Linked DNA regions of Homo sapiens: region 1 is linked to region 2. Evidence: chromatin loops called from intact Hi-C (ENCODE). Cell type or tissue: GM12878. All regions are shown on one strand. Each heading gives the region's core, and the rest is flanking DNA. Links, peaks and the distances in the headings are about the cores only. Region 1 has its middle 9.7 kb from the start of USP48. Region 2 overlaps HSPG2 (heparan sulfate proteoglycan 2).

Region 1 (10,232 bases), core at 585-8,584, 74 kb before region 2:
TTGGCTGGAACAGGACCTCACATTCTATATTTGTCCTGATTGGCTAGCAACTTAGAACTTTTTAAAAGAGGCAAAGGCTGGCTGGGTGCAGTGGCTCACACCTGTAATCCCAGCACTTTGGGAGGCTGAGGGGGGCGGATCACCTGAGGTCAGGAGTTCGAGACCAGCCTGACCAACATGGAGAAACCCTGCCTCTACTAAAAATGCAAAAAAAAATTAGCCGGGCGTGGTGGCGCATGTCTGTAATCCCAGCTATCGGGAGGCTGAGGCAGGAGAATCGCTTGAACCTGGGAGGTGGAGGTTGCGGTGAGCCAAGATCATGCATTGCACTCCAGCTTGGGCAACAAGAGTGAAATTCTGTCTCAAAAAAAAGGAAAAAAAAAAGCAGAGGCAGAGGCGAACAAGGGAAGTAACCTGTGGAATGCTGAGAAAGGTAAAAACACCTTTAAATAAGGAAGAGGAACAGGCTATGACTCATGCTTGCTTGGACCAGTGTAAGCATGCCAGGGCAAATATTTAGGCTAAATTGTGGGAGCTAAGAACATAAAGTACATTGATTTCTTTATTACGGCTAGCAGATATTTAAGAATGTTAGCACAGGTCTTTGAATACATTTTGAGACGGAGTTTCACTCTTGTTGCCCAGGCTGGATGGCGCAATCTCCGCTCACCACAACCTCTGCCTCCCGGGTTCAGGCGATTCTCCTGCCTTAGCCACCCGAGTAGCTGGGATTACAGGCATGTGCCACCATGCCCGGCCAATTTTGTATTTTTTTAGTAGAGACGGGATTTCTCCACATTGGTCAGGCTGGTCTTGCACTCCTGACCTCAGGTGATCCGCCCACCTCAGCCTCCCAAAGTGCTAGGATTACAGGCGTGAGCCACCACGCCTGGGCTGAGAAGTAACTATTTATTCCTAATTAGATGGGGAGGAAAGTCTCTTTGAAGAGGAATCTCTACTTTACTTTTTACAATCTCATCTCCTCCTGCTGTGTGTGGATGACTCCTAAATTCACATCTCCAGACCTGACCTAACTTCTAAAATACTAGATTTATATATCCTGCTGCTTGCTTGGCGTCTCCAGTGTGCAATAGATATCTCACATGTTACAGGGCCAAAGTGTATTCCTATTCCACCCCAACCTCCCCTCTCCTCACATATCCTTCCATCCAAAAGACAGAAATCTTTCCATCTTGGTAGGTGTCAACTTCATCCTACCAGAAATCTTGCAGGCCGACTTCTCTCTTTCCCTTACATCCCCATCCAGTCCCGCAAAACCTGTCAGCTTGCCTTCAAAATAGATGTAGAGGCCAGGCAGATTAAGTGCTCACAAGCCCAGCACTTTTGGTGGCTGAGGCACACCACCACGCCCGGCTAATTTTTGTATTTTTGTGGAGTGATCTACAGATCACTTGAGGTCAGGAGTTCAAGACCAGCCTGGCCAACACGGCGAAAACCCGCCTCCACTAAAAATACAAAGAAAAAAAAAAAATTAGCTGTATGTGGTGGCACATGCCTGTAGTCCCAGCTACTTGGGAGGCTGAGGCAGGAGAATAGCTTGAACCCAGGAGGCGAGGGTTGCAGTGAGCCGAGATTGCGCCACTGCACTCCAGCCTGGGAGACAGAGCAAGACTCTGTCTCAAACAAACAGGAAAACAAAATATATGTAGAGTGCCATCACTGTTCTGTTATCATTATCACTCTGGTCTCACCCGGATTACTGCAAAAGCTTCCCAAATGGTGTAAACCAAAAATAAAATTTAAAGGTGTCGGCCAGGCGCAGTGGCTCACACCTGTAATCCCAGCACTTTGGGAGGCTGAAGCGGGTGGATCACCTGAGGTCAGGAGTTCGAGACCAGCCATGGCTAACATCATGAAACCCCGTTTCTACTAAAAATACAAAAAAATTAGCCGGGCGTGGTGGCACATGCCTGTAATCCCAGCTACTCGGGAGGCTGACGCAGGAGAATGGCTTGAACCCAGGAGGCAGAGGTTACAGTGAGCCGAGATCATACCACTGCACTTCAGTTTGGGCAACAAGAGCGAAACTCCGTCTAAAAAAAAAAAAAAATTCACAAGTGTCCCAACCACCTAAATGGACTCCCTCCTTGGCCAAGGTACTCAAAAGTTAACCTCAAAGACTGGTTCAGGCCTTGACAGGAAGTGGGGTTCAGCCATGCCTCATTATGCCCTCCTTCCGTTTGGGGTTTGGGAAAAGTGACCAGCATTTAACATCAACACAGACCTTAAGTCTTGAAGAAACATTTACAATCTATTTTCTTTGAAGCCTGCTACCTGGAGGCCTCATCTGCATGAGAAAACTTTGATCTCCACAAGCTCTTATCATAACCCAGACTATCCTTTCTATTGATAATAACTCTTTCAACCAGTTGCCAATCAGAAACATTTAAAATTTACCTATAACCTGGAAGCACCCCCTGCACCCTCCCTCACTTCTAGATGTCCTGCCTTTCTGGACTGAACCGATGTATATCTTAAATGTATTTGATCGATGTCTCATGTCTCCCTAAAAATGTATGAAACCAAGCTGCACCCCGACCACCTTGGCTACATGTTCTCAGGAGCTCCTGAGGGTCGGTGTCACAGGCTGTGGTCACTCATATTTGGCTCAGAATAAACCTCTTCAAATATTTTACAGAGTTTGACTCTTTTCGTCAATACTGGTCTTCCTGTTTTCACCCTTGCCCCCTTACATAGTCTGCTCTGGGCATGTAAATCATGTCATTCCTGAAAAACCTCCAAAGATTTCCTATCATTTAGAATAAATGACAAAGGGCTGAGCACAGTGGCTCATGCCTGTAATCTCAGCCTTTTGGAAGGCTGAGGCTAGAGGATTGCTTGCTTGAGGACAAGAGTTTGAGACCTATCTGAGCAACATAGTGAGACCCTGTCTCTACCAAAAAAAAAAAAAAAAAAAATTGCCAGGTGTGGTGGTGTGTGCCTGTGGTCCCCAACTACTCTGAAGGCTGAGGTGGTACCACAGGCACACACTCCATCACTACAAAAAAAAGTTTATAAAAATTACCCAGGTGAGGCCAGGTGCGGTGGCTCACGCCTGTAATCCCAGCACTTTGGGAAGCTGAGGTGGGTGGATTGCCTGAGATCAGGAGTTCAAGACCAGCCTGGTCAACATGGTAAAACCCCGTCTCTACTAAAAATACAAAAATTAGCTGGGTGTGATGGCGGGCACCTGTAATCCCAGCTACTTGGGAGGCTGAGGCAGAAGAATTGCTTGAGCCCAGGAGGTGGAGGTTGCAATGAGCTGAGATAGCACCACTGCACTCCAGCCTGGGCAACAAGAGAGAGACTCCATCTCAAAAAAAAAAAAAAAAAAGAAGGCTGGGTGCGGTGGCTCACGCCTGTAATCCCAGCACTTTGGGAGGCCGAGGCGGGTGGCTCAACTGAGGTCAGGAGTTTGAGACCAGCCTTGCCAACGTGGGGAAACCCCGTCTCTACTAAAAATACAAAAATTAGCTGGGCGTGGTGGTGGGCACCTGTAATCCCAGCTACTCGGGAGGCTGAGGCAGGAGAATCTCTTGAACCTGGTAGGTGGAGTTTGCAGTGAGCCAAGATTGCACCATTCCACTCCAGCCTGGGCAACAGAGCGAAACTCTGTCTCAAAAAAAAGAAAAAAAAAAGAAAGAAAGAAAGGGTTCTTGGAGTGCATGCAAGCTCCAAGAAAGAATTTGGGGTGAGTCCGTAGAATAAAGTGAAAGCAAGTTTATTAGAGAAGTAAAGATACGAAGGAATGAATATTCCTTGGACAGAGCAACTGTGTACTTGGACAGAGCAGGGTATACTTGAGATAGTTACTTTTTGATTATATGCTAAACAAGGGGTGGATTATTCATGAGTTTTCCGAGAAAGGGATGGGCATTTCCCAGAACTGAGAGTTCCTCCCCTTTTTAGACCTTAGAGGGTAACTTTCAGATGTTGCCACGGCATTTGTAAACTATCGTGGCGTGGTGGGTGTGTCTTTTAGCATGTTAATATATTATAATTAGCATGTAATAAGCAGTGAGGACAAGCAGAGGTCACCTTCATCACCATCTTGGTTTCAGTGGGTTTTGGCCAGCTTCCTTACCACATCCTGTGTTTTATCAGCAGGTCTTTATGAACTGTGTCTTGTGATACCAGTCGTGCTGGCCTCCTATCTCATCCTGTGACTGAGAATGCCTAACGTCGGCCGGGCATGGTGGCTCATGCCTGTAATCCTAGCACTTTGGGAGGCTGAAGCAGGCGGATCACGAGGTCAGGAGATGGAGACCATCCTGGCTAACATGGTGAAACCCTATCTCTACTAAAAATACAAAAAAATTGACCAGGCGTGGTGGTGGGTGCCTGTAATCCTAGCTACTCGGGAGGCTTAGGCAGGAGAATGGCGTGAACCCAGGAGGCAGAGCTTGCAGTGAGCCGAGATTGTGCCGCTGCACTCCAGCCCAGCAGGTCCCATCCTCATTCTGTCTAGCCCCTATTCAAGATGGAGTCATTCTGGTCAGAACAACCTCTGACAACAGGAACAGGAAGAAGACCTAAGAAGAGGGTTCAGAAGGAACAACTGTTAGATATGAGGAGAATCACAAGAACTATCTCAGAACCTTAGAGAGGAAAGCTAAAAGAAGCTGGAAATGATCAGCAATGGTTTTTGTTTGTTTGTTTGTTTTTTGAGACAGAGTCTCGCTCTGTCGCCCAGGCTGGAGTTCAGTGGCATGATCTCGGCTCACTGCAACCTCCACCTCCCAGGTTCAAGCAGTTCTCCTGTCTCAGCCTCCTGAGTAGCTGGGACTACAGGTGCACACCACCATGCCCAGCTAATTTTTGTATTTTTAGTAGAGACAGGGTTTCACCATATTGGCCAGGCTGGTCTTGAACTACTGACCTCAGGTGATCCACCCACCTTGGCCTCCCAAAGTGCTAGGATTACAGGCATGAGCCACCACGCCCAGCCTGATCAGCAATGTGAAATCTCCACCTTCCTCCTCATTTCTTGGCTCCTTTCATGGTGAATTTTATTTATTTATTTATTTATTATTCTTACTATTACTTTTTTGAGACAGAGTCTTGCTCTGTCAGCCAGGCCGGAGTACAGTGGTGCGATCTTGGCTCACTGCAACCTCTGCCTCCTGGGTTCAAGCAATTCTCCTGCCTCAGCCTCCTTAGTAGCTGGAATTGCAGGCACGTGTCACCACACCTGGCTAATTTTTGTAATTTTAGTAGAGATGGGGTTTCACCATGTTCGCCAGGCTGGTCTGGAACCCCTTACCTCGTGACCCGCCCACCTCGGCCTCCCAAAGTGCTGGTATTACAGGTGTGAGCCACCACACCCGGCCTTTTTTTTTTTTTCTTTTTTGAGACAGGGTCTCAATCTCTCACCCAGGCTGGAGTGCAGTGGTATGTTCTCAACTTACTGCAACCTCGACCTCCCAGGTTCAAGGCCACCTCAGCCTCTCCAGTAGCTGAGACTACAGGCATTTGCCATCACATGTGGCTAATTTTTAAATTTTTTTGTACAGATAGGGTCTCACTATATTGCCCAGGCTGGTCTACCACTCTTGGGATCAAGTGACCTTCATGCTTTGGCTTCCCAAAGTACTGGGATTACAGGCATGAGCCACCACACCTAGCCAATTTGTTTTTTTAGACAGGGTCTTTGAATGTCACCCAGGCTGAGGCAGGAGGATTGCTTGAGCCTTGAAGTTTGAGACTCACTGCAGCCTCAACCTCTTCAGGCTCGGGTAATCCTCCCACCCCAGCCTCCTGACTAGCTGGGACTACAAGCATAAACCACCATGCCCAACTAATTTTTGTATTTTTTTTTTTTTTTTGTAGAGAGGAAGTTTTTTTGTTTTTGTTTTTGTTTTGTTTTTTTTTTTTTGAGACGGAGTCTCACTCTGTCGCCCAGGCTGGAGTGCAGCGGCGTGATCTCGGCTCACTGCAAGCTCTGCCTCCTGGGTTCACGCCATTCTCCTGCCTCAGTCTCCCGAGTAGCTAGGACTACAGAAGCCTGCCACCATGCCTGGCTAATTTTCTGTATTTTTAGTAGAGATGGGGTTTCTCCGTGTTAGCCAGGATGGTCTCAATCTCCTGATCTCGTGATCCACCCGCCTCGGCCTCCCAAAGTGCTGGGATTACAGGTGTGAGCCACCATGGCTGACGAAAGGAAGTTTCTTCATGTTTCCCAGATTGGTCCTGAAGTCCTGGGCTCAAGCAAACCAGCCAATTTTTATTTTTCTAGTTAACTACTTTTTAAAAAGTCCAAAGAAACAAGTAAAATTAATTTAATAATATCTTTACATTAGCTGGACGTGGTGGCACGTGCCTGCAGTCCCAGCTACTCGGGAGGCTGAGGCAAAAGAATCGCTTGAACCTGGGTGGCAGAGGTTGTAGTGAGCTGAAATTGTGCCACTGCACTCCACCCTGGGTGACAGAGTGAGACTCCGTCTCGAAAAATAAAAATAAGAAAAAATAATATCTTTAACTTGGCTGGGCGTGGTGGCTCGTGCCTGTAATCCTAGCACTTTGGGAGGCCAAGGCAGGTAGATTGCTTGAGCCCAGGATTTCGGACCAGCATAGTGAAATGTTCAAGGCAACATGGCTAAACCCTGTCTCTCTACAAGAAATACAAAAGTTACCTGGTTGTGGTGGCATGCACCTGTAGTCCCAGCTACTCGTGAGGCTGAGGTAGGAGGATCACTTGAGCCTGGGAGGCAAAGGTTGCAGCGAGCTAAGATCATACCACTGCACTCCGGCCTGGGTGACAGAGTGAGACCTTGTCTCAAAAAAAAAAAAAAATCTTTAGTATATTTAGAACATTTACATTTCCACATGTAATCAATATTTTTCAGTATTATGAAAAGACTAATGAGATATTCTACATTATTTTTTCCACACTAAGTTTTGGAACTCTCGTGTGTATTTTGCACTTACAGCTCATCTCAGTTCACAGGAGCCACATTTCAAGTGCTCAATAGCCACGTATGGCAAGTGGCTACCCTAGTAGATGGCACAGATCTACACCCTTTTGGCTTCCTCATCTGCTATGTACTCATCAACCAACTCTAGTCTGGCCTATGACCTTGTCACTCTTCTACAGCTCCTTTATCAAGGTTACCATGACTTCCATGTTACCAAATTCAGTGGTCTTCTTTCAGGCCTCAGCTCTCTGCAGTCACCAGCACAGATAACCACTCCTGCCACCTCAAACTGTCCCTCTTGATTCTCCACCTCCTTCAGTGGCTGCTCCTTCTGACACAGGATTTTTCTCAGCCACTTTTGCTGGTCAGAGACCTCTGGCTGGCGATGTCCCTACCTGGGCTTTGCTTGGCCCCGGGCCTGCTGCAGGAGGCGTCCCATCCATTCGGCCCACTGGACCATACCTGGCTTGTGCTTGGGTTTGTGCACAGGACTAACCCCAGCCCAACTGTGTTATAGCTCGTACCTGTGTTTGGTGGTTTTCAAGCTCTTGTCCCACATCCAAGAAGAATGAGGATACACTGATAAGCGAAGGATGAGGAGGGAGGAGAATAATTTTACTGAGTGATGAAACAGCTCTCAGTGGAGAGGGGACAAGAGGGTGGTCAACCACCAGGAGTGGGGTGGTTTCTCCCCGAGCATGGCTGAGTCCAGGGCTTTTATGGGCTCAGAATAGGGGAGTGCATGCTGATTGGTTTGTGAGTATGTAAAAAAAGGTTAAAACAAAGGCATCGGTCAGTCAGGTGTGATGGCTTACACCTGTAATCTCAGCACTTTGGGAGGCCGAGGTGGGCAGATCACAAATTCAGGAGTTTGAGACCAGCCTGACCAACATGGTGAAACCCTGTCTCTACTAAAGATACAAAAATTAGCCAGGCATGGTGGCACGCCCCTGTAATCCCAGCTACTCGGGAGTCTGAGGCAGGAGAATAGCTTGAACCCAGGAGGTGGAGGGTGCAGTGAGCCAAGATCACGCCACTGCACTCCAGCCTGGGTGACAGATCGAGACTCTGTCTGGAAAAAAAAAAAAAAAAAAAAGACCCCAGTCAAAAGTGGGCATTACAGGGTAAAAAACAAATTAGGGAAGGGTAGGTATATGTGAAATAGGTGAAGGGTACGGATCAATCAGAGGAAACCATGCCAAACAGTAAGACAGGTTCTCAATCCAGTCTGTGGATGTGACTTATAGCTTGACTTTCAGCCTTTAAACTGTCTTTGACTTGGAGTTGGGGTTTCAATGGGAACCCACCCCTATCTGCCTAGGCTTTCATCTGCCTCCTGCCTCTATCACTCTCAACCTTCTTTGGTGCTTCCTCCTATACTGGTTTTCCAAATGCTGGAGTTTTTCTAGCCTTTGTCCTGGGCCCTCTTTTATATCAGTCAATTTTTATTTTATATATGTATTTATTTATGTTTGAGATGGAGTCTTACTCTGTCATCCAGGATGGATTGCAATGGTGCAATCTCGGCTCACTGCAACCTCCACCTCCCAGGTTCAAGTGATCCTCCTGCCTCAGCCTCTCGAGTAGCTGGGATTGCAGGTGCCCACCACCATGCCCAGCTAATTTTGTATTTTTAGTAGAGACGGGGTTTTACCATGTTGGCCAGGCTGGTCTGGAACTCCTGACCTCAGGTGATCCACCTGCCTCGGCCTCCCAAAGTGCTGGGATTATAGGCGTGAGCCACCGCACCTGGCTTATATCAGTCCATTTTTTAAAAGAGGCCAGGTGTGGTGGCTCACACCTGTAATCCCAGCACTTTGGGAGGCCGAGGCGGGCGGATCACCTGAAGTCAGGAGTTCGAGACCAGCCTGGCCAACATGGTAAAACCCCGTCTCTACTAAAAATACAAAATTAGCCGGACATGGTGGTGCATGCCTGTAATCCCAGCTACTCAGGAGGCTGAGGCAGGAGAATCGCTTGAACCCAGGACGTGGAGGTTGCAGGGAGCCGAGATTGTACCATTGCCCTCCAGCCTGAGCAACAAGAGCGAAACTCCGTCTCAAAAAATAAATAAATAAATATATAATTAAATAAAGTATGCGATAGTGTCTCGATGTGTCTAATCACTGAGATCATATCAAGAATCTCATAGGCCGGGCGCGGTGGTTCATACCTGCAGCCTTAGCACTTTAGGAGACTGAGGTGGGCACATCGCTTGAGCCCTAGAGTTTGCGACCAACCTGGGCAACATGCCGAAACCTCATCTCTACAACATAAAAAATAAAAAAAATTAGCAGGGTGCGATGGTGTGTGCCTGTAGTCTCAGCCACTCAGGAGGGACACAAGGTCTGTGTCTGGTACTCTAATGGATTGTTACTGATCGATTGAGCCCAGGAGGTCGAGGCTGCAGTGAGCTGTGATGGGACCACTACACTCCAGCCTGGGTAACAGAGTGAGACCCTGTCTCAAAAAAACCCAAAACGTAGTCCTATAAATACCCATGGCACATAATCTTGCCACCCCAGGAAGAGATATAACTCCCTCCAGTGCATCTTTTTTATAATTGTCCATGTACCTGTTCAGGTCACTGTGCTCAGTGTCTATGACCATTTGTGATATCCTCTCTCAAGTCTGTCTCTTTTCTCTTCTTCCTTTCTTTTTTTCTTTTATTGAGATGGAGTCTCACTCTGTCGCCCAGACTGGAATGCAGTGGCATGATCTCTGCTCACTGCAACTTCCACCTCCTGGGTTCAAGAGATTCTCCTGCCTCAGCCTCCTGAGTGGTTGGGACTACAGGCACGTGCCACCAAGCCCAGCTAATTTTTGTATTTTTAGTAGAGACAGGGTTTCATCATGTTGGTCAGGCTGGTCTCAAACTCCTGGCCTCAAGTGATCCGCCTGCCTCGGCCTCCCAAAGTGCTGGGATTACAGGCCTGAGCCACTGCACCTGGCCTATTTTCCCTTCTTCCTAATGGTCTTCACATTCTTTGATGATGATGATGTTATAAGTCTTCTCCGTCTTTTAGTTCACTTGTTTTCCTCTAGGAAGGCATTATAATTCCTGTTGGATCTACTCTTAGTAGATGCCTCTGAGATGAAGTTCTACGTATAGGCTGAGGTCCACAGGGTACATGTCTGATTCTCTGTTGTTACTGACATCTCTCTGATAAGGTCAATATCCCCATTTAGGATCCCTGGATTGAGTTACATTGACCTCAGCCAGGCCATCTGAAGCGTCATCTGGCTTTCTTTCCTTTTCTTTTGAGACAGGGTCTCACACTGTTGCCCAGGCTGTAG
Region 2 (10,803 bases), core at 1-8,000:
CAGCCATTAGGCCAAATTTACCAGAAGCCTTTCAGGGTTGCAATCCCTTGATCTAGAAATTCCAAGTTTGTGAACTCATCTTAAAGAAAGAATCATGGAAGGGCACAAAGATTTCATTACAAGGACACTCATCTCCGTGGTGTTTATAAAAAGCAAAATGGGCTGGGCACAGTGACTCATGCCTGTAATCCCAGCACTCTGGGAGGCCGAGGCGGGTGGATCACCTGAGGTCAGGAGTTCAAGGCCAACTGGCTGACACGGTGAAACCCCATCTCTACTAACAAATACAAAAATTAGCTGGGTATGGTGGTGTGCGTCTGTAGTCCCAGCTACTCAGGAGGCTGAGGCAGGAGAGTTGCTTGAATCCAGGAGGTGGAGGTTGGAGTGAGCCGAGATTGCACCACTGCACTCCAGCCTGGGCAACAGAGCGAGACTCCATCTCAAAAAAAAAAAAAAGAAAAAAGCAAAAAAAGCTAGAAACAAACCTAAACATCCATGAATAGGGAATTGGATAAATTAAAAAGTACATCCATCCAAATAGCTGTCAAAAAGGGTGATGCTAATTCTATTTTCTCCCTAAGTACCTGTGATAGCAAAGGAAAGGTATACACTCAGGTATTTGGGGGCAGAGCATTAAAAATGTGTATTGTCAGCCGGGCACAGTGGCTCACGCCTGTAATCTCAGGACGTGGGTGGATCACCTGAGATCAGGAGTTAGAGACCAGCCTGCCAACATGGTGAAATCCCATCTCTACTAAAAATACAAAAATTCGCCAGGCATGGTGGCAGGTGCCTGTAATCCCAGCTACTCCAGAGGCTGAGGCAGGAGAATGGCGTGAACCCAGGAGGCGGAGCTTGCAGTGAGCCGAGATTGTGCCATTGCACTCCAGCCTGGGTGACAAAAGCGAGACTCCATCTCAAAAAAAAAAAAAAAAAAAAAAAAAAAAGAGGCTGGGTGTGGTGGCTCACACCTGTAATCCCAGCACTTTGGGAGGCCAAGGCGGGTGGATCACAAGGTCAGGAGATCGAGACCATCCTGGCTGACACAGGTGAAACCCCGCCTCTACTAAAAACACAAAAAATTAGCCGGGTGTGGTAGCGGGCGCCTGTAGTCCCAGCTACTCGGGAGGCTGAGGCAGGAGAATGGCGTGAACCCAGGAGGTGGAGCTTGCAGTGAGCCCAGATGGCGCCACTGCACTCCAGCCTGGGTGACGGAGCGAGACTGTCTTGAAAAAAAAAAGAAAAAGAAAAGAAAAAGAAAATACGTGCATCCTCATAAAAACATGTGGGTTACAGATTCTCCTCCAAAGAGATTCACGTTTGTGGTATCAACAATAGGGTGTTCCTTGCTCCAAGTTTAGGTTATGGCTGTCAACCACCTGCCCCTTCACTGCGTACCCTGGGGGGCTATATACATGCTACTCTGAAAAGTCAAGGTATAAAAAATATATGTAATGAGGCCAGGCACAGTGGCTCATGTCTGTAGTCCCAGCTACTCGGGAGGCTGAGGCATGAGATTCACTTGAACCCAGGAGGCAGAACGAGACTGAGACCCTGTCTCAAAAAAAAAAAAAAAGTAAAAAGGCCAGGTGTGGTGGCTCACGCCTGTAATCCCAGCACTCTGGGAGGCCGAGGCGGGTGGGTTGCTTGAGCTCAGGAGTTTAAGACCTTCTGAGCAACAAAGTGAGACCCCATCTGTATTAGATAAAAAAAATTTTTTTAAGAAAAAGAAAAAAATAGTAAAGAACCAAAGTTTTCTTTACACAGAAGGATGTTATTCCATAGCTCTGGCCACCCCACCATCCCCGGTGACCTGGCCTGCTGACCCAGGTGCTTTGAACCACAGGCCATGCCCCATGATCCTGATCCCCTGGATTGATGCCTGCCTTGTCCAGCCCTGGTCCCCCACCCAGGCCCAGCTGAGCTGACCCCCTGTCCTGGCCTCGCTTGCAGCTCACCGAGCAGGCCCCAGTCTCTGGGTGGCACAGGTCTGAGTGGCCATTGCATTCACATAGCTCGCAGTGGCCGAGGTAGAGCCCACTCCCGGTGCGCGTGTAGCCGGGGGCACAGTCCTAGGGGCAGAGAGGAAGGTTGGCCTCTGTTCCCAACGTGCCCCACCCACAGCCAGCAGACCCAGAACCCCTCCCTCCAGTGTCCTCCCAGGGGTGACCCTGGAACATCACAGGCCGGCGCCCCTCCTTCCCCACTTCTGCTCAGTCTGTCCTCCCACCCACGGCCCTCTCCCAGTCCACACTGTTCACCTCTGGGAGGCATCTCTATGCTGTGCTTTGGGCCGGAGTAATCTGTGTTTCTGAATTGGCTCCCTGTCTCTGGTGGGCCCCCTCAAGGGCATGAACTGGGTTTTAACCCCCGGAGAGTGTGGCCCAAACGTGAGGCTGCACTGCCCAGTGGTTAGGACATGCTAGGCTTTGGAGTCAATCAGACCCAGGTTCAAATTAGTTTCTGCCACACATTAGCCGTGTGCCCTTGGGACACACTCACCCCTCAGCACCTCTATTTTTTTACCTGTTAAAGGGGATAATGATATGTAACTCAGGGCTGTCGGGAGGAATACATGCAGGGCCCAGATGCAGGGGTCATTATAGTTATGATGGTAATCAAGGCTGCGGCGACGCCGGCTGATTTGCTTGCTGATGCCTCTGTGCCTGTGCAGAGGTGGTGGAGCTGGCCACACACTCACCTGGCAGGACAGACCGATGTAGCCTGGCGGGCAGCGGCACTCCTCCACCTCGAGGGCGCGGGGTCTGTTTGAGGGCCCCGGCTGGGCGACCTCCAGGCTGACTGCGCTGATGCTGGCCGCCAGCGGCACGGAGGAGAACGTGGCCCGGATCAGGAGCTCATCCAGGTCGGCCAGTGCCATCAGGAGGTGCTCGCGTGTGGCCGGCTGCCCATCGGGCCGGCGCCAGAATTCCTGGGTTGGGGGTGGCAACGTGGGCGGGGGCAGTGGGCTTTGTGGGCTGCTCCTACAGTTACCACCCCCCAAATCCTGCCTTACAGGCACTGACTGAGGGCTGCCAGGTGAAGGTTGGGGAGCGAGAGACAGGGTGGGTATCAAAGCCAGGCTCTGAGTCAGGGTGGAGGGTGGGGTGGGGTTAGACACAGCATGGCCAGGTGCCCCTTACCTCTCGGAACATGATCTCGTAGCTCCTCCTCTCAGGGCCCTGCAGCGCTGGCTGGGAGGCCACTAGCATGATGTTGTTGCCCTGGAAAGACACCAGCAGGATTGGAAGGGGAGCCGAGGGGTCCCTGGGGTGCCAGGGTGTCCTCCACCAGTCCTAGATTCTCTGTAACCCCCAGCCTCCCACCTCTCTGCTCTCCCAAGCTCATGCGCCCAAAGGAGTCAGGCACATGCCCACTGCCCCCTTCTCCCAGCAGCAGGATCCTCTGCTTGGGTAGTGTCCAACCAGGCAGGGATGTGGGGGCATGGGCCTAACTCCCCCAGCCTGTGCCAGAAAACTGAGTGCTGGATGGAAAGGACAAAGGACAAATGCCGAGGGTGCCCCTGGCTTCCATCCTGCCCTTCTGCCCACCCAGCATGGTGTCCAAATGCTCACCGTGATCTGCACATCGGGGTCAGAGAGTGGGCTGCCCTGTGGGCCTGCTGTGTAGGAGAGGGTGTATCGCAACTTCCCACCGTAGGCCGCCACCTGCAAAGAGGCAAGCCCAGAGGTCACAGGCTGACCTTGGGGTGTGAGTGTTGGACCATATAGGTGAGGGATGGAGCATCTGGCGGCCTTTTTGCACCTGTGCCACACTCCCCCACCCCCCTCCCTGCCCAAACCAAGAGGCCAGGGTGCATGGTTGCCTGGGAAACAGGACATTTCTCAGTTCCTCTGTAGCCCCAGACATGGTGGTGATGATGCTGAGCAGCCTCTTTGCTCTGCAAGGTTCTCTATTCCCCATTGCCTGACGGTGCCGGCGAACAAACTCCAGGTCTGCTTTCATTTACAGGAATTTCCCATAAGGCAGACAAGTGTAATGACAATGACCACCATGGGGAGGCTGCGGAAGCTTCAAAAGTTCTCAGCCATGGGGGTGGGGCTGACGGCAGCCCCTCGGAGGCCTTGCCTCCTAGGCAGGTGGTTTTTGTTTGCCCAGTATCCAGTTCCTGCTTTCTAGAAACTAAACCGTGGTTTTCTATAAAGAACAACTGTCTCCGCACATGCAGACCATGTGGTCTGAGGGCCCTGATCCCCTCCTCCTCTATAGTGGAGACATGAGCCAGGCCTGGCCAATCTGCATAACCTACCACTGCCCTTTGCCACCCCATCAGGGATAGACAAGTAACCCGTGCACTTATGCTCTTTCTACCAGGCCAGAGAAAGTCCCTTCTGCAGTCAGATGAGAAGCTGGAGAACCAAGATAAAGCCCTAATGAGCCCCTGGATAAGGCCATGCCTGACACCATACATGCTTAGACTCTGCAGTTGCATGAGCCGATAGATTCTTTGTTGCAGACAAGCCCACTGGACTTGGGCACTGTGTTGCTCATGACTGGGGAGTCCTTACTTCTGCTGCAGAGGACCTTCACGTGGACAGCTGAGGCTCCCCAGCTCTGTCCCACAGGACTTTGCTTTCTCTCCTCTGCCACCAGGGCAGACATTCATCTCAATACCAAACTGCATCAAGCCTACCTCTTTGTTCATTTGTGTGTTCACTCAGCTAACCAGCATTTATCAAACACCTGCTGATTACACACACGGCCCTGGGCTACATGGCTACAGGGATATTCTCCATGAGCTCAAGGCATGGTAAGGAATTTTGGAGTGGAACCAAATAACCATAAAATAACTGGTTTCCTGCTTGCTTTGAATGCCAGAAAGTTCACAGCCATTTCTGGGACTGACTTTCTGGCAAGTTGCAGGTGTGTACAGCACAGTGATTTTTAAAAATTTTTTATTTTTTTTTTCACCTTTTTTTTTTAAATAGAGATGGGGTCGCCCTATGTTGCTCAGGCACTTTTTTTTTTTTTTAAATAGAGATGGGGTCTCCCTATGTTGCTCAGGCTGGTCTCAAACTCCTGGACTCAAGCGATTGTCCTGCCTCAGCCTCCCAAAATGCTGGGATTACAGGAATGAGCCACCATGCCCGGCCGATTTATTTTTTTAGAGACAGCATTTCGCTATGTTGCTTAAGCTGGTCTCAACTCCTGGCCTGAAGCGATTTTTCAGCCTCAGTCTCCCAAAGTGCTGGGATTATAGGTGTGAGCCATTGTACCCAGATCCAGCATAGTGATTAAAACGGCAGACTCCACAGTCTGAATGACCTGGGTTCAAACTCTAGCTCTACTGGCTATACAGCCTTGGACAAGTCGCTTCACCTCTCTGAGCCCTACTTTCCTCACATGGAAATGGAAGTAAAAGTAATACCCACTTTGAAGGGTATCATGAGGATTAAGTAATATAGGACACAAATGGTGATGTACTCCACACAGTTTGAGAATGCATATCACGCTTGATAACCCTGCAGTACTCCAGCTCCACCCTCGGCTCCAGCAGATTGCTTCTTATCCTCACCCCTCAACCTCCCTGTCTCACTTCTCTGAATGTACCTTGTGACTGCCTATTCTTTTTTTTGTTTGTTTTTTGAGATGGAGTTTCACTCTTGTTGCCCAGCTGGAGTACAGTGCTGCAATCTCAGCTCACTGTAATCTCTGCCTCCCGGGTTCAAGTGATTCTCCCCCTTCAGCCTCCCAAGCAGTAGGATTACAGGTGCCTGCCAACACACCCGGCTAGTTTTTGTATTTTTAGTAGAGACAGGGTTTCCCCATGTTGGCCAGGCTGGTCTCAAACTCCTGTCCTCAGGTGTTCTGCCTGCCCCAGTCTCCCAAAGTGCTGCGATTATAGGCATGAGCCACCGCACCCAGCCAGGAAGCTGAATTTTTTTTTTTTCTTTGAGATGGAGTCTTGCTCTGTTGCCCAGGCTGGAGTGAAGTGGCATGATCTAGGCTCACTGCAACCTCCGCCTCCCAGGTTCAAGCAATTCTACAGCCTCAGTCTCCTAAGTAGCTGAGATTACAGGCACCCGCCACCACGCCCAGCTAATTTTTGTTATTTTAGTAGAGACAGGGTTTCACCATGTTGGCCAGGCTGGTCTCGAACTCCTGACCTCAGGTGTTCGCCTGCCCCAGTCTCCCAAAGTGTTGGGATTACAGGTGTGAGCCACCACGCCCAGCCTGCTATGTGTATTCTTAAGAGGTACTTGAAATTGTTGGAACAAAATAGAGGCAATATGAATACTCATCTAAGGCCAATGCCAGCACTCATGATGATAATAATAATGATACTGATGGTGACAGGAATGATAATGGGATGGACAGGGAGCTCTGGGAGGCCAGGGCCCACTCGGCCTGTACACGACGCAGCACACAGTAAATAATTAATGCTTCTTGAATGACTGAGTGAAGTACCAAAAACTAGGCCAGCATCTAGACACAAGGTCAAGGAAGCCCAGAGAAAAGGCACTAGAGAAACCCTCCCAGGCGAGACAGCTCCTCTGACAGGGGTCAGGGGCCAGGGGTCAGGGGTCAGGGCCCGCTGAAGGACAGGGGCAGAGCTGAGTTCAGTCTCAGCTGTGCTCTGACCTGAACATGAGACCCCAGGCAAGTCTCTACCCACCGTGAGCCTCGGTCTCCCCATTTGTGTCATAAAGGGCCTTGACAAAGGGCCCTCTGATATTTTGGGATTCTATGACACCCCTATAATCCCCCCAAATCCTTGTTACCTTGTCCCCCAGGAAGGCCCGGGGCAGCTGCCAGTAATAGAGGCTTCCAGGAAGCAGAGAGAAGCCTTCGTAGGAGAGAGAGAACTAGGAGGGAAGGGCAGGTGGTAAGAGCCGAGGGGAGCAGGGGTGGGGGTGGGAGGGCGGAGGTGGTTCCGGCAGGGGTGGACCGTCATGGGAGGGAGGCCTGGTGGCAGGGCAGAGAGACAGAGCCCCCCACTCCCACCCGACAGTGCGGGTCCTGGCCTTGCTCTTTGGACGACTTTCTTCCCAATCCCGGCCCAGGTCCCCAGCTGCTCTCTCTGGGCGTGGCCTGGGTCGGCTTCTCCTCCCATCTGGTGGGTCTCTTTTGTGGACCAACGTTTACACAGCACATCAGTAAACAATTTCAATGGGATGGCTCCTTTCATATGTATTTGAAAGAGAGTAACCAGCCTGAGTTGGTACATGATTGATTTAAGAGAAAATTGGAAAGAAATAATAGTCCAAGTAGTTCACAGAAATTGGTGAAGTTGGTTCAGAAATGACTGAAGTCTAGAAAGCATGGTGGGTGGGGATCCCTTGATGGGCACCTTGGCACATACCTGAGAGCCTGGTGAGAAAGACAGAGAAGCTGAGGAAGAGGAGGAGGAGGAGGAAGAAGAAGGAGGAGGTGCTGCTCGCAGAGCAGCTGCAGGCTGGGGATGAGGAGAGAGCCCCTGGGGAGGGGGTTGGGGTTGGGCAGCAAAGCTGGACAGGAGCTGCCAGATCTCAGCATCCATCCGTCTCTGAGCCTCGTCCACCTGGGGGACCAGGAGCCGAAGAGCGGCAGAAGGGAGCAGAGAGGGACAGAAAGGACGTCCGTGAGGCTTCACCTCCCCACGGGCCCAGCCAGCCACCCGCTCTGCACTGTCTGCTCACAAGTGCTGATACCTGGCACTCTGGCCCTTGTACCCACTGCCCTCTTGTTCCTCCTGAGCTAGGCGGGGATATCCCGGGATGGGTTTGGCTGCCTATGGGCCGTGACTGATGGGAGAAGCCCTACAAAGGGTGCCCAGCAAGGGAGGGGCAGAAGTGCTGGAGGCAGCCCCAGGGGCATCTGGACGGGGTTGTTGCTCCTCGGCCTGACTCTCTTTGTGTGCCCTGGCAACAGCCCAAGCCATTCATGGTTCTGGAATGTTTCCCAGGGGAGACACCAGAGCAGACCAGGCATCAGGCTGGGGCCTGGCCTGGCATAGGGGAAATGGCCCAGGAAAGCTGGAGTCTTCGCTCAGGTGCCTGCCTGGACTCAGCTCTCTGGTCTCCTCGCTGTGGCCCTAGGTACAACCTGTCCTAGCCAGGTCCTCAGTTACCTGTGATGCCCGCTGTGCCCAGTCCCTGCCCTCTGGGGGCTCTGGGATCCTCCCAGCTGTCACGGCTGCCCGCAACTGCTCCTCTGAGAGGGATGTGCGGTTCTGATGAAATGGAGGGAGCAGGCGAGCTAAGACCTCCCAAAGTCCTGGAGCTAGAGCCATGGGCAGGGTCCTCTACCCACGGACATGGTAGTCAGAAAGGCCCACACTAATTAGGAAGAAAGATGCATGCCCCCCCTCTCCAGGCTGGCACCCAAGGGTTAACTCCAGGCCGCCCACATGCACACAGAGGGTTCATGGTGGTTGCTTGAGAGGCAAGGCCAGGGGAACCCGGGGGGCTAGATACAGTCATGTGGATTAGCATCGGGTTAGTCTCCTTGCTACCTCAGTTGCCATTCTGACTTCAGACAGTTGGCACCAGGACCAGACCACACAGCAGGTGAGGCAAGGTGAGGCACATACCCTCCTGGCTCCAACCCTGGGGTCATGGGACACCGCCTGGATTCATGCAGACCCCCAATGCCTTGGGCACTGCGCATCTCCCCACGCAGGGCTGGGAGCACCCGAGAAGGCACCACGCCCCACCACACCAACTTCACACCACGCACGTCCTGGGCCTACCTGGTGAGCCCGGCGCATCCGCGCAAAGTACGCCTCCCCCTGTGGGGCGCAGGGAAATGCCAGGACAGGAGACAGAGATAGGTCTGAGAATTGCAGGACAGGGCAGCAGGGAGGCCAGGAGATAGCGAACCCCAGAAGGGAGAGGGGAGAAGGGACCAGAAGGCAGCCAGCCCCGGGAGAAGCCTGGAGTACCTGGCTGTGTCCAACGAACAGGGATAGGGCAACCCCAACCCCAGAGCGTGGGTGCCACCGGATGCCCGTGCTGCTCAAGAACACATTTGGGCAGGTTGTCCCAGAGCCCACCCCTGAGCCCCTGCCCCCCACAACACCATCACACCATCGCCACCACCATCATCACCACCTTTCCACCAGACCCTGTTCTGGAGTAGCAAAGACAGGTTCACCTCTGACTGGCAGAGTATTTGTTTTTTTTTTTTTTTTTTTGAGACAGGGTCTTACTCTGTCACCCAGGCTGGAGTGCAATGGTGCAATTATGGCTCACTGCAACCTCCCCATCCTGGGTACCAGCGATCCTCCCACCTCAGCCTCCCTAAATAGCTGGGACTACAGGCATGCACCAACACGCCCAGCTAATTTTTTGTACTTTTTGTAGAGACGGGGTTTCGTCACATTGCCCAGGCTGGTCTCAAACTCCTGAGCTCAAGTGGTCCTCCCGCCTCAGCCTTCCAAAGTGCTGGAATTACAGGTGTGGGCTCTGGCCTTTGGCAGAGCATTTGAAGGGCAGCCTCTGACCTGGGTTTGGATCCCGGCATTCCCACCTCCCAGCTGCGGGGCTTTGGGTAAGTTACCAAGCCCCTCTTGCCTTATTTATGAAATGGGGCAGTAGCAGGACCTGTCTCACACAGTTGTGATTTGTGATTTGTAAAGGATGCTGCCTAGCACATAGTGAGAGCTCAACACACATGACCTATCATGAGAATTACTGTGTCCAACACAAGCACAGAGCCAGCAGTGTGGATGAGTGAAGTCGGAGCGGGCACGTGAATGACACTGAAACTGTGTCTCACTTGTCTTTATATTTCCCGGCCTCTCCCAGATCTGTTTGTAGAATAACTGCATGAAAGCTAAAAGTCATGAACAGCTGAGCACTTATTATGTGCCAGGCACGATCTCCAATCCCCTCAGCCACCATGAAGTTGAGGTTTATCAAATGGTGTCTGGCTGGCAAGCGGCAGAGCTGGGGTTCAGACCAATGTCTATGGGACTGCAAAAGCCACGTGCCTAACCACGATATGGCCATGCAGGTGGCAGGTGCCTGCCTGCTGAGAGACGGCGCAGAGGTGAACTCATGTCTGAGTCACGGCTGACCCTGGTGCTTGGCTGGGGCCCACCTTGTCTCCCTGGTATGTCTCCGGCAGCTGCCAGTAGAAGGACTCATGGCCGAGTTGGGCAAAGTTGCCAAAAGAGAGCTGGGCACCCTCGGGCACGGGTTCCACAGTGAATTCTCCTGTCAGGCGGCTGTTTCGCTGTGGGTTCACCAGGGCAAAGCCTTGGAAGTCCCCAGGGGCAAAGTGGGTGGAGATCTGGCAGGGGAAAAAGGAGGGGGCGTCAGCCTGAGCACCGGGGTGCCTTGGTGGGGGATGGGGCACGGGAGGGTGTTAAGGTGCGGAATGGGGTCCTGTTGAGATCAGGACTGCGAGAGAAATAATGGGGGCATGTGAGGGTACTGAGGCGGGGATGAGGGTCGCTGGGCTCAGTGCTCAGATGGACAGTAACAGGCAGCAGGTGGCAACACCGCCTGGGGCTGGGCAGCACAGGCTCTCACCAGGTGGCGTGTGTAGGCAGAGCTGGCGCACTGCTGGGTGATGCCCATACAGAAGCAGGGCAGGCAGCCGTCTGGGTTGCTGGCACTCAGGTGGAAGTGGTGGGGCCGGCAGTGGCTGCAAGTGAGGCCTTCCACCTGGGCCTGGGTAGACGGATGGAAGGAGGCAGGCAGGGGACTCAGTGGGTCTCCTGCACCCCCAGCAGCCTGAGGCCAGCCTCCCTGGCCACTTCCAGCAGCCCCGGGCAGCCCCTGCCCTGTCCCCCATGCCCTGCCCCCCATGCCCAGGTCTCGGCTTCCACCAGATGCTGCCTGATTTCCCCGCAGG

Evidence for each region. Peaks named below come from ENCODE experiments on the same cell type or tissue, not always from the same donor. Only the 100,000 strongest peaks of a DNase experiment are listed, where the experiment ranks them.
Region 1: a loop joins it to region 2, with 3 times the contacts of the local background. A loop is called at or near these places in 4 of 110 quality-filtered maps.

The regions. Positions count from the first base shown.
Region 1 is chr1:21,787,722-21,797,953 of GRCh38, forward strand. No RefSeq gene overlaps it. Among named protein-coding and RNA genes, the nearest start is that of USP48, 9.7 kb to the left of the region's middle. In GM12878, for the core only: no CTCF peak of the experiment used is centred there; a DNase peak (open chromatin) is centred at 4,060; H3K4me3 peaks cover 373 bases; H3K27ac peaks cover 1,340 bases.
Region 2 is chr1:21,862,142-21,872,944 of GRCh38, forward strand. It overlaps HSPG2 (heparan sulfate proteoglycan 2), which reads right to left. Exons shown (of 97, transcript NM_005529.7): 32 at 10,479-10,619; 33 at 10,045-10,236; 34 at 3,576-3,668; 35 at 3,144-3,224; 36 at 2,702-2,932; 37 at 1,959-2,072. Among named protein-coding and RNA genes, the nearest start is that of LDLRAD2, 55 kb to the left of the region's middle. RefSeq lists enhancers at 2,419-3,224, 3,225-4,030, 3,927-3,986, 4,017-4,086. In GM12878, for the core only: a CTCF peak has its summit at 4,025; a DNase peak (open chromatin) is centred at 4,160; H3K27ac peaks cover 1,681 bases.